Regions from separate parts of the Homo sapiens genome. Here region 1 is linked to region 2. Evidence: chromatin contacts called from ENCODE Hi-C or POLR2A ChIA-PET data. All regions are on one chromosome and are shown on one strand. Each heading gives the region's core, a stretch centred on a gene start or an enhancer-like site at or near the end of the contact. The rest is flanking DNA. Distances are from core to core; before and after follow the strand shown.

Region 1 (5,755 bases), core at 860-3,359, 1.4 Mb before region 2:
ATTCGTCTCTTAGTTTCGCTCTCAAGACTGGATGTTCTTTAAAGGAAACAACCACATCTTACTGGTCTCTGAGAGCCTTCCCTTCACCCATGGGACTAGGTACTGAGTTAGTTCAATAAAGCTCGGCAGGAGAAAAGACAAAGAGCAAGCCAAGAGAATGAAAATGGCAGAGGGGGAAGGAACAGCCCAAGGGCGCAGAGAGCAAATGAGCTTCGCAGAGGAGGAGGAAATGAGCAGGGATGGGGGAAACTAAAGCCAGGGCTTGCAGGTGACAAGACAAGTCCGCTGAATGTGGGATCCTGGGGGTGAGTGGAAGGTGAGCCCCAGCCTGGCTGCTTGTCAGGTGGTGAGATGGCTCAGAGAGGAGGCTGGACCACACGACCAGGAAGACCCTGCTTTCCCCGTGTGGGCAGGAGAGTCCTAGAAAGGGAAGTCAGGGAGAACAAACTTGGGGTGGGGGCACCGGACTGCCCTGAAATAACAAATTCCAAACAGCAGGTTCTCTGCTGAAGAGGCAGGGAGTCTAGAACCCCAAGTAGGCAATTAGCAAGGACACAAACATAGCAATTACAGCAAGGAAGAGAAGGTGAATCTGCCTCACAGCAGGGCACAGGCACAGCCAGGGGAAGGGCCCAAGCCTTCAGGTCCACTGGAAGCTTTCCTCCTTGCTGAGGGTGAAAAGTGGAGAAAATAGCAGAGCCCAGCCCCAGGTCCTGTCTGTGGTGCAGGCAGCCTCCAAAGCCCCAGCGTCTGATTTTCTGCAAGCTCCCTAGGTCGGGATGCTGCTTGGACAAAAGGAATTGATCTGAGACAGCACCAAAATCAGGCCTGACTTAGGGAGCAACGGCGGAGACTATGGAGCCCAGGGGCACCCGGAAGGAGGGGAGAAAGTGAGGGTTGGCAGGGCAGGGAGGCCATCATTTGCAGAGGAGCAAAACTCTCTGCCACACAGCCCCTGCCTCTCAGCGCCGCCCTGACCTGGTATGCCCTGGCCTTCCAGGAAACCTGGGGGTCTGCCTTGGACAGAGAGGGTAGAGACCTGGCTGCTGGTCCCGCCCGGGCACTACCACCTAGGTGGGTCCGTCAATGAAGTGACTAGCGACCCATCCCCAACTCCATACAGGAACATGTAATCTTTTTGAGATCTTTCAATAGGTCTTTCATTGTTCTTTCTGCCAAAGAAGAGCTTCCTGTTTCGGTACTTCGCAAAAGGCTCAAGACATGTGTGTTCCCACATCCCTTCCCATACAGCCGCCTTCCCAAAGGGCTCCATCCCCTCTCGAGAAGCCCAGGCAAGCCCAACTCTGGAGTTCTTAGCTCCAGCCCGTATGGCAGCCAAAGCCCTGGCCTCCCAGTTGTCCTCTGCGAGGTCCCAAAGCGCCTTTTGACGGGGAAGGAGAGAGACGAAAGAAACTTTCTGCAGAGGCCAAGGATGGCTGAGACTCCAAACCCTCCTGAAATTTCACTTCCTCCCAAATAACCCCACTCCAAGCCCCTGGTTTCTTCCAGATGTTCACTAACAGCGCGAGAGTCATGGAGGGGCCGAGACGGAGCCCCTTTTTTCAACTCAGGGAAAGAAAGGACCGAGGGCGCAGGAAGGCCCAGGGGCTTCCCGCCTCCCCCTGGCGGGGCGCAGCCGGTCCGGTACCAAAGGTCCGGCCAGCCCCGCCCGCCCGCGGCCCGGCACCCGCTGAACAGGAAATTCCACCTGTGCGCCCAGAGCTCGGCCACCGACGGACACGCCAGGGGAGCCGGCCGAGCCCAGCGCCGCGCTGCAGGGTCGGGCGGGCAGGAGCTTCCCAGCGCCCCGGGTCCCCGGCCCGCGCTCACCTCGTGCCGGGAGTTGTACTTGAGTCCCGCGCCGAAGTCCTTCGGGCCCCCTCCGCCCTTGCGGGCCCGATCGCTCCCCATGGTCCCCGAGGCCGCTCGCGGGTCTCACAGGCGTCGTCCCTGCCGGCGGCCGGCTCCCATGGCCCGCAGGGCGCGGGGCGCGGGGCGCAGGCGGCGGGATTCCGGGCAGGCCCAGCGCGCCCGACCGGCGGCGGTGCCCTCGCCCTGGCGCGCTCTCTCTCCCTCTTCCTCTTTCTCCGGCTGCAGCTCCGCTCTCACACTCCGGCCCGGCCCACGCAGGTAGTTTCAGGGTGTGGCCTCGGCCCGCCCAGCCCGCCGCGCTCGCCTGCGCACCTGCCCGGCTCACCTGCCCGCCCCCGCCGGCCCTGGGGGAGGCTCCTCCCCTCGGCTCTGGGCCTGAAGGTGAGGGGGCCTCACTCGGGTGGTGGTCGCTAAGGCCCTCACCATCACCACGACGGCGTTCACCACCCCTCCGGCCCTCCAGGGGCCCTGCCCCGGGAGGGCAGCCCTTTATCCACCTCCTTGATGCCAACCATCTTTTCCCTCCTCCCTCATGCGCCTCCGGTCTCTCCCCTTCACCTTGCTCACTTTGCTACAGGACTAAATCGCATTTATGAACCCCCCAAAACCAAACAGAAACCAGAACCGCCCCTGGCCCAGGCTCCCCGTCGGCTACGCAGCCTCCTGTTCTCCAGGCGGGAGGCGCTTGCTGGCCTGCGCCCGGCTACCCTGGGGAGGCCCAGTGACATGAGCTGTGCCACCAGATGCCCTCTGAGCCATCCCAACGCCCCTCGCCCACTTGCAGCATCTGATGCTTCCTCAAATGCCCCCTTTCCCTGGATTCCGGTCCTCCTTTCTAGTCCTAAATGTCATGATTCCCAAAGTTCTCCCTTCAGTTTCATCCCTTTCTTCTCTAAGCTTTTTCTCTTGGCAGCACGTCTCATCTTACGACTTCAGACAGGAAGACCTCCCTCCCAGCACAGACACCACCAAGGAGTGCCAGTTCTGCCTTAGCGGTCGCCTGGGGACGTCTCCATTTATGTTCTACTGTATTCTGTAGCCAATGAACATTACCAAGCACACACTAGGCGCTAAGCACTGTCCTGGGTACAGGGAAACAGGAGTGAACAAAATAAAAATCCCTGCTTTGAGATCAACAAGCCCCATCTTCCTTCCCTGACTTGCCCATTTTCCACTGTTTTCTCTAATTCTAATGGCAGCATTCTCCCAGGCTCAAATCCTGGAATCATCTTTGATTCTCCACCCTGCTTACATCTCATATCCAATTAGTTCCAAATCTGATCAAGACTCTGCTGACAAGCATAGCCCTTCCATTCCTGCGCATTAGAAGACCGCTATTCGAGTCCTCAGAGCCCTTTGCCTGGTTAAGAAAGATCTCCTGCCTCTGGGCTGCCACCCTCTGATCTCTCCTACACAAAGCAGTCAGGTAAATCTGAAACCACAGCTCCTTTATGACTTTCCGTGTCTCCCGGATCAAATCCAACCTCCTTAGCCCAGCTTCACACTCTGCCCTGTCCTCCCTTAACACCGTGCCTCCAAGCATTCCTGTTTGGAGCCCCTCTCTCCAGCCAGGCGTTCTGATCTTGGCAGCTTTCATAAAGCTTTTCATCCCCTGGAAGCTCTTCTCCTTCATACTCCTTCCGCATATTGGGTCGAAGACACCGATGGGGTTTTTTAGTGTTGTTCATTGAATGTTTTTAGCTCTCTGCCTTCTGGGCACAGGCCAGGGTGTTACTCTCTCTTCTCTGAAGTTAGGTATGGCAGTATGGCTAGCGGTAACCAAGAAAATGTCCAATGAGAGGACACACCACTTGTACATAGCAGCATAAGGAGGCACTGCACAATGCCCTGCTCTCTTCTGAGAGGTTTAACTCTGTGACCTGTGACCCTAAGTGGCTACAATGACACACACTGGATATGTAGCATGAATGAGGAGTCAGTCAGCTTTTGGGATGTTAAGCCACCGAGAGCTGAGGGTTGTTTGTTATTGCTGCAAACCTCACGCTTCCTGACTGATATGCTACCTCCTCCCCAGGAGTTTCCTTCCCTCTCAACCAGAACTAGCTCTGTTTGTACCTCTCTCATGGAGCTCACCACCATTTCGTTGCATTTTCTGTCTGTGTCTTAACTGCCTTTGCACCCTCAAAGCCTAGCACAATGACTAACACAATATATTGGGTCAATTTAATTGAAAGAAGAATGAATCTGCTGCCTTCCATCACATAAAGCATTCCAAAGCTAAACAGAAAATATTTCTAAAAGGCTGGCACGTTGGCTTCCAGCACTTTGGGAGGCTGAGGTGGGTGGATCACCTGAGGTCAGGAGTTTGAAATCAGCCTAGCCAACATATAGTGAAACACCATCTCTACTAAAAATACAAAAATTAGCTGGACATGGTGGTGCATGCCTGTGGTCCCAGCTACTTGGGAAGCTGAGGCAGGAGAATTGCTTGAACCTGGGAAGTGGAGGTTGCAGTGAGCCGGGATCATGCCACTACACTCCAGCCTGGAGCGAGACTCCATCTCTCAAAAAAAAAAAAAAAAAAAGAAAAGAAAAAAAAGAAAAAGAAAATATATAAAAATAAATTTTCCTTTGGATTACCAATGGCACAGCATTCTTCAACTAGTGTGAGTGATGGAAAGTAAGCCAAATTCAATGTGACGTAAATGAGATGGTACTCCTGACACACAGACCTTCTGTGCTGCTGCAAACGCAGTGACTCACGTTGTCTCCCCACTTCCTAGGGCCTCATCTTTTATCTCGTAGAGCTGGGCGCTCAGCGTGATTTGGATGCCGTATGAATGCAATGCATTGACTGCTAGTGCAGATGAAGAGAAAGCGATGCAGGACAAGACCCTTCCCCTAGGATGGCTGCATGGGGATACCTTGCTGCATGCACCCTATGTGCACTCCTGGGTTGGAGGAGGCAGTGTAACCATATGTTATTCCATGAATCCCATTTGGTTTAATCCTCAAAAAATTATGAAATGTCAGTGCTTTTGTTCCTAAATGGTAAGTGAAGGAACCCAAGAGCAGACAGCCTCCAGAACAGGACCAGATTCTCACACTCACAAGGAACAAATCCAACTCAAGCCCAGATTTTGGCTTGAGGTCCGTGTCATTTCTCTGCTATAGAAAGAGTGACTCATGACCAAATGACCCAACCTTCACCACCCACTGTGCCTTCTCCACCACCCCCTCACTGGCCCTTCCCCGGCCCCAGCACTGCAAAGCTGTCATCGCTCCTCTCCAGGGAGCCATCCTCTTCCTGGTTCCAGGACTGCCTGCTGGGAAAGTTACATCTGTGTCCCTGGGACCCCCTCAAGGGCATGTCCAACAAGCCCCTATGTCCTTGTGGCCGGGACCACTTAGAAGGTGTGCAAATGTGGACCTGCCCACAGGCTAAAGGACACTGGCTGAAGCTGGTGACAATGTGGGAGACAGTAGGGCCATGTGAGGTAGGCCCAGCCCAAGTGTGAAACAGCCAGTGCTCTGGTACCATCCAAGGCGGGGAGACCAGAGCAGCTTGTGCCAGGCCTGCAGGCGACTCATGCTCCTTCAATAAAGAAGAAAAGTGCAAACAGCAAAGAGGTGTGGTAGAGGTTGAGAATGAACAGAATAAAGTCAAATGAACCGGTTATGGAGCTGGCATCCATAAATGTACCTAAACCTTCTGAAACAACAAGGTTTATATGAATTCGACACCTAGAACCACTTCTGCTTTTGTCTTGGCACAGCCCTCATGCTTCCCTGTCAAACATGCTTCATGGGGAAAATGCACTTTCTAAACGCCAGGTGTTTAGTATCCTTGAGGTAATGCTGCTTTTTCCTGCACGGTCCTTCCCACCCCATCCCCGATGACTTGGCCCCTTCCCCTTAGTGA
Region 2 (5,498 bases), core at 320-2,819:
CCAGCAGCAGGCCAGAGAGGGCGGTCCAGCTCCAGAGGTGACACAGCTAAGAGGTGCGGCCTCTGCCGCAGCACCCTCATTGCGCAGCAAAGGGACACACAGGTGATTACTAAGCTCTTTTTGGCTCTGGCGTCCCATGGTTCTGTGACAGCCTCTGCCAGATAGTTCATTAAGGATGAGGCCAGACCCTCCCTGCTGCCTCCCAAAGGGAATCCGGAAGTGCACTGCCTAGGCCAAGGCATGCCCATGTCCTGGCCGCTCCACCTGCGTGGTGAGCTGGGTGGAGACAGCGTTAGCCCCCGGCCTGCTGCACTATCAGACTCCATGGCATTTGGGGCTGCACCCTGTGATTCCTCTTAAAGCGGAGCTACTCTGCTGAAGGCCCAAGGGAGAGGGCCACGTTTTGTGTTTTGTTTTGTTTCAGCTTGTGAGGAAAATGAACTTGCTAGTCAGTATGGAACTGGCCTGAGGGGAAGTGGGTCAGGGAGGGAAGCTTTACTTCTGGCCGGTGTGGGACAGAGAAGAGAGCAGGAATGCCTGCTCTTCTCCCCGCTTTAACTCCTTACCTCTCCACTTAGACAAAGCTAGGTCAGACATAGAGGACAGGTGCCTCTTTTGCTCTGAGATGGGCTGTGGTTGTGGGACAGGGTGGCTGGATGCAGTGGTGTGCTGGAACTGGCTCATGAGGTTCCTGAGAGCCAGTTGCACGCATCTCTTCTCAACTGCATGCCCAGTGGGAGCTTGAAGCTGGGCATCATGAAATAAGTGCAAATTACACAAACCTGGAGAGCCAGTTGTTAAGTGTTTATGAACACATGTGGCTGAATGCACCTCCTTCTCAATCAGATGGGACTTAAATCTATGTACCAAGGTCTTGGGCTGCAGCAAGTCAGCCTTTGAAGCTGATACATCAGCCCTTTCCGCAACCACTACTCTAGACCTGGCCCTTGGGCTCTGTCCAGGTCCTGGCTGCCTGCATCTCACGGAAAGGTTGAAACAGGGCCTGACTTGCTGAGATCAGCATCTAGACCACCCAACTCCTTACACTCTTCCTCTTGAGGACTTAAAGTGGCTTGCTATCGCTGGTTTTCTAATCCATAAGCTATAAAGTATATACATAATACTAGCCATTATTGATTTAGGAGCTACTGTTTGCCAGGTATGGAACTAAGGACTTTGCGTAAGTTATCTCGTTTCATTCTCACCATAGCCTTATGAAATAATTTCCTCATTTTATAGTTCAGGAAGGTGAGGCTTGGGAGGTTACCCAGCTTATAAGTGGCAGAGCTAAGATCTCAACTCAGATCTGATTCTGAAGTGTGCTCCTTCCAAAATCTACATTCTTTCAACTACGGACATGCCTATTACTAATACAGAAGAGGATTCTCCCTCTTTGAAAATATATCCAAATATTAACGCCAGGCAGGACCTTCAAGAGTGGCACAGCTCCCAGGGCCACCATGCAATCAGTATTGCCCTTCCCAAAGACACAGCACCCTCCCCTGCAGAACACACTTCCTCTTCCCCCCTCTGCCCCAGCCGTTGTCCCTCCCCTCCTTCAGAACTTAACTTCCTCCTTGAAGCGTTCTGTCATTAACCCCATTCCGTTTTGATCACTTCACTAACTTTGCTTCTCCTCAAATACTTATAATATTCACATAGATTTCTGCTGCCCTGTTTTTACAACCGTGTCCTCTGGCTGTCCTTCATTAAGCTGCACCTATGGGCAAAGCACCCCAAGACACTTGTTCCACTGTGGTCTCTGGGGCTTGGCCTCCTCTGTCTCTGTCTGTGGGCCTATGGATGGCCTGCCTTTCCTATACAAAAGAGGGCACCGCCCAACTATCTAGCCAAGTGACTCAAGTATCCACTTTGTTCTGGCCAGAGGCCATTGGTATGGAGCTTAGGCGGGGGTGGGGGTAGGGGGGTGGGAGGGTGGCAGGAGAAATAGCCAGGCTGGTTAGTGTCCCTCCAGGAACTCTCCTTCTCCAGTCTTCATCTTTGATGACACCTGAGGATTTCCTCTGTCCAGCCTTGGGGCCAGGCAGGACCCTCATTCTCTCCAAGTGGATCTTCCCTTGGGCTTCCCGGTTGCACCCCCAGCCCCCTGCACCCCTGGATTGAGTTGTAGGTTGAAACTAGCCATAGAGTAGGAGTCTGGGGCTGGGTTGGGGCAGCGTCTTAATGTGTAATCGGGAGTGTTCTGAAAGGTGAGCCTACACAGGGGAGCATGGGTGGGTGTCAGCTTCAGGGGAGGGCAGGGGGGCTGAGCCAGCGGTTGGGGGAGATTTATGTCTGCCAGTCATGCTTCAGAAGCTTCTGAGTGGATGGAGAGGGGAGACCGGACCTCGGGGGTTCTGGAAGAAGACTCAGTAATGTGATAGTAGCAGCTGGTCTGATTTGCATCTGGGAAGCTGAATTTTTCAGAGGGCTCAGCTGAAGCACGGAGCCATTCCAGAGAGGCCTCCCCTGGCCAGCCAGGATCTGGACTCCTCAGTCCCCTCCGGCTTCTCTTCTGCCTTGTCCTTGTCCCCTACTGTCCCCATGCCCAGGACACATTTGAATTCCTCCTCACTGTCAAGAGCCAGCTGTGATCTCACACTGCCTGCTTCTGCCCTGAACGTTGACAGGCTTTTTCTCCTGCACGGACTGCCACTTTTAGACTGGCACACAGTTTTCACAAGACGGGGTTTTGTGGTTTGGGTTTTTTTTTCCCTTCATAAGTTTGCAGCTGCTAGTTTTGAAACCACCAGCCCTGAGGCAACTCAGACACACACACACACACACAAACACACACACACAGAGAGAGAGAGAGAGGGAGAGAGAATGAAAGAAAGGATGATGAGATGTCTTTTTAGAAATCATTTATTACATTCCAAAGGTCCTTCCTTCATCTTGCAGTCAGGCTTCAGTTGGTGAAAGGTTCCTAGACACATTTAAGGGTTTGTGGGCATTTGCGGGCACTTGAGCATTGGGGTAGTTCTCATGAGGTGTGCCTCCCATGCTGGGTCCCTGGCTGCCTGAGGCTGACAGGTGAGTGGTGAGGGGCCAAGACTTTTGGTTATGATCTGAAGTGGACCGGCCGGCCGCCTTATGTCCTGCTTGAATGTGTGTGCATGTGGATGCACTGACATGTGCAGGTTGGAGGCAGGAGAAAGGGGAGGAAGCGGGAGATACAGGAAGACCTTGATTGAGTTTCTGAGAATTATGCAAGAATCACCTTCAGGCTCACCTAACAGGTCCCTTTGCCTATGCAGCCATATATCTTTAGCTGAACACAGACTTGAGGCTAGAAGAGCCCAAAATAAACTGAAATCAGAACAAACTACTCATCTTCAGCTCTCCCCTCACCCTCACACATCCACTGGTACTTGTGGTGGTCAATTATAGTTTTTATCGAAACTACGAGAACACCTAGAGTCTCAGCCTAGCATCCTCCCCCTGGACAGAGCATGGGGGACTATCAAGAGGCCACGCTGTCAGCCCCATTCTGGGTGGCTTTTATGCCGTCTCTTTGCTGGCATTCTTACTGAACCCCATCATTCTCTGCAGGCTTAATCAAACACTTTGGCCAGTGGGAGGAGAGAGAATCGTAGTGATATTACCAAGGAAGGGAAATGAGGAATGACTGGGCCTCCTAAATAAGGCCTGCTTTGACCTGAGAGTGAAGAAACAAATCTGGGACACTGGGAATCTCTACCTCCATAAACCCTTGTGCCTCTCCTAGAACCATGCACCCATTTAGATCCCGTATCAAGACGATGTGTGCTCTTGTTTCTCCTCACCCTTTCTCACCACTCATTCCTTACCAAACTTATTTAGGGTCCCATGAGGCTCAGGCAGTGTAGGCAGGAGGGCTTGGGATAGATTTTTCTTTGTATCATCCATACTCGATTCAGTGAGTGTTCTGCATGTGGTAGACACTCTATAAGTGCTTATTTAACTCAATTGAACAAAATGTGAGTTGTCACATCCTCTTCTGGAAACCTGCACTGATTTTCCCATCATTGACAACAGAAAACCCAAATTCCCTATAGCCTGGCACAATAGGCTTTCTGGGGTCAGGCCTCACCTGTGTCCTGCCTCCTCACCTGCTGCCCCATATCCGTGGCACTCTCACTGGCCTGGCACCATCCCATGTTCACACCCTTTCCGTGCTGGTCCCTCTCCCTGGAATACCCTGTCTGGTAAATTCTGAGTCATGTTCAAAATCAACTCCAGGCCAGGCACGGTGGCTCATGCCTGTAATCCCAGCACTTTGGGAGGCCAAGGCGGGTGGATCACCTGAGGTAAAGAGTTCGAGACCAGCCTGCCCAACATGGTGAAACCCCATCTCTACTAAAAATACAAACAACTTAGCCTGGAGTGGTGGTGGGCACCTGTAATCCCAGCTACTCAGGAGGCTGAGGCAGGAGAATTGCTTGAACCTGGGAGGCAGAGGTTACAGTGAGCCCAGATGGCGCCACTATACTCCAGCCTGAGCGACAAGAGTGAAACTCCGTCTCAAAAAAAAAAAAAAAAAAAAAAAAAATCAACTCCATTGTTCCTCCTCCTCTATAAATCTGTTCCTGACTCTGTTGGGTCTTTCCAGTAGAGCTGGTTGCTCCTGTGGTTGGGTTTTTGTGATGTTTTGCACCTAGCACCATGAAAGCACTTGTTTTTAGTGTGAGTGTTCATTTACACCTCTTTCCTTCAGAGGATCTTAAATTCATCAAAGACAGGGACCATGTCTTATGCATAATTGCATTCTCAATTTGGCACACTGCCCAGGATAGTAGGTATTCAATAAAGGATGATTACATTAATGAAAGAACAAATGGGTTGCATTGATCTACTTTTGGAATCTCAAGCAGGGTTTTTCTATACCTATCCTCCTTCTTCCCCTTTCTTTCCCATATGTCACTGCTTCATGGGGCTCAGCACATATATGGCAGCAGGAATGCACCTCTTTTATTTCTTTTTCTGGAATGTCTCCATCCTTGTGCACAAATTTCCTAAGATTACCCATAGTGTTCCTGCTCACCATGCTTCTTGGGTTTCTGATGTTTGCAAAGACATTGACTCATCACCTGGAGACGTAGACACCCATGGAGATGGGCCTTCCTGCACCACAATGTACCTCCTCCATGAAGCCCTCCTACATGAGTCCAAGCCCACAGGGAGCTTCCATCCCGCCTACACTGCCTGAGCCCCCACTTGCTCCTCTCTTCTCTTTAATTGTGCCATGGTGCCAGCTGTCATGTTGTTATGGAGTGAGTGTTTGTGTCCCTCCCCAGACTCATACATTAAATCCTAACGGACAATGTGATGGTATAGGAGGTGGGATCTTCAGGGGGTGATTTGATCGTGGAGGTGGAGCCTTCAGAGCGGGATTAGTACCCTAATAAAGAGGACCCAAGAGAGCTAGCTTGCCCTCTTTCTACCACGCAGATACACAGTGAGGAAGACAGCCCTCACTAGAACCCGATCATGCTGGCACTCTGATCTCAGACTCCTGG

The links. Hi-C counts contacts between places; a loop is a spot of excess contacts on that map. ChIA-PET counts read pairs that join two places held with the same protein, here RNA polymerase II (POLR2A). Pooled maps may share reads with other maps.
Region 1: a loop to region 2 is called in a map of OCI-LY7, with 6 times the contacts of the local background. The contact joins the promoter of ST14 here to the enhancer-like site in region 2. A Hi-C loop is called at or near these places in 1 of 168 maps with a recorded cell type or tissue (OCI-LY7), 1 of 37 single-sample maps with no recorded cell type and 1 of 50 pooled maps. POLR2A ChIA-PET finds 5 or more read pairs at or near these places in 1 of 52 experiments (OCI-LY7).

Annotation. Positions count from the first base shown.
Region 1 is chr11:130,156,136-130,161,890 of GRCh38, reverse strand. ST14 (ST14 transmembrane serine protease matriptase) reads right to left here and starts at 2,109. Exons shown (of 19, transcript NM_021978.4): 1 at 1,831-2,109. The coding sequence starts at 1,911. RefSeq lists an enhancer at 374-873 and silencers at 1,961-2,030, 2,111-2,230.
Region 2 is chr11:128,722,967-128,728,464 of GRCh38, reverse strand. The region is part of intron 1 of FLI1 (Fli-1 proto-oncogene, ETS transcription factor); the gene reads right to left. Among named protein-coding and RNA genes, the nearest start is that of SENCR, 30 kb to the right of the region's middle. RefSeq lists enhancers at 1,496-1,555, 1,576-1,675, 1,700-2,199, 2,446-2,615, 2,656-2,735. Within about 2 kb of position 1,569, at least 17 of the 41 ENCODE cell types and tissues checked have a DNase peak (open chromatin) inside an H3K27ac peak, as active enhancers do; they include OCI-LY7, where a contact is called at or near this core.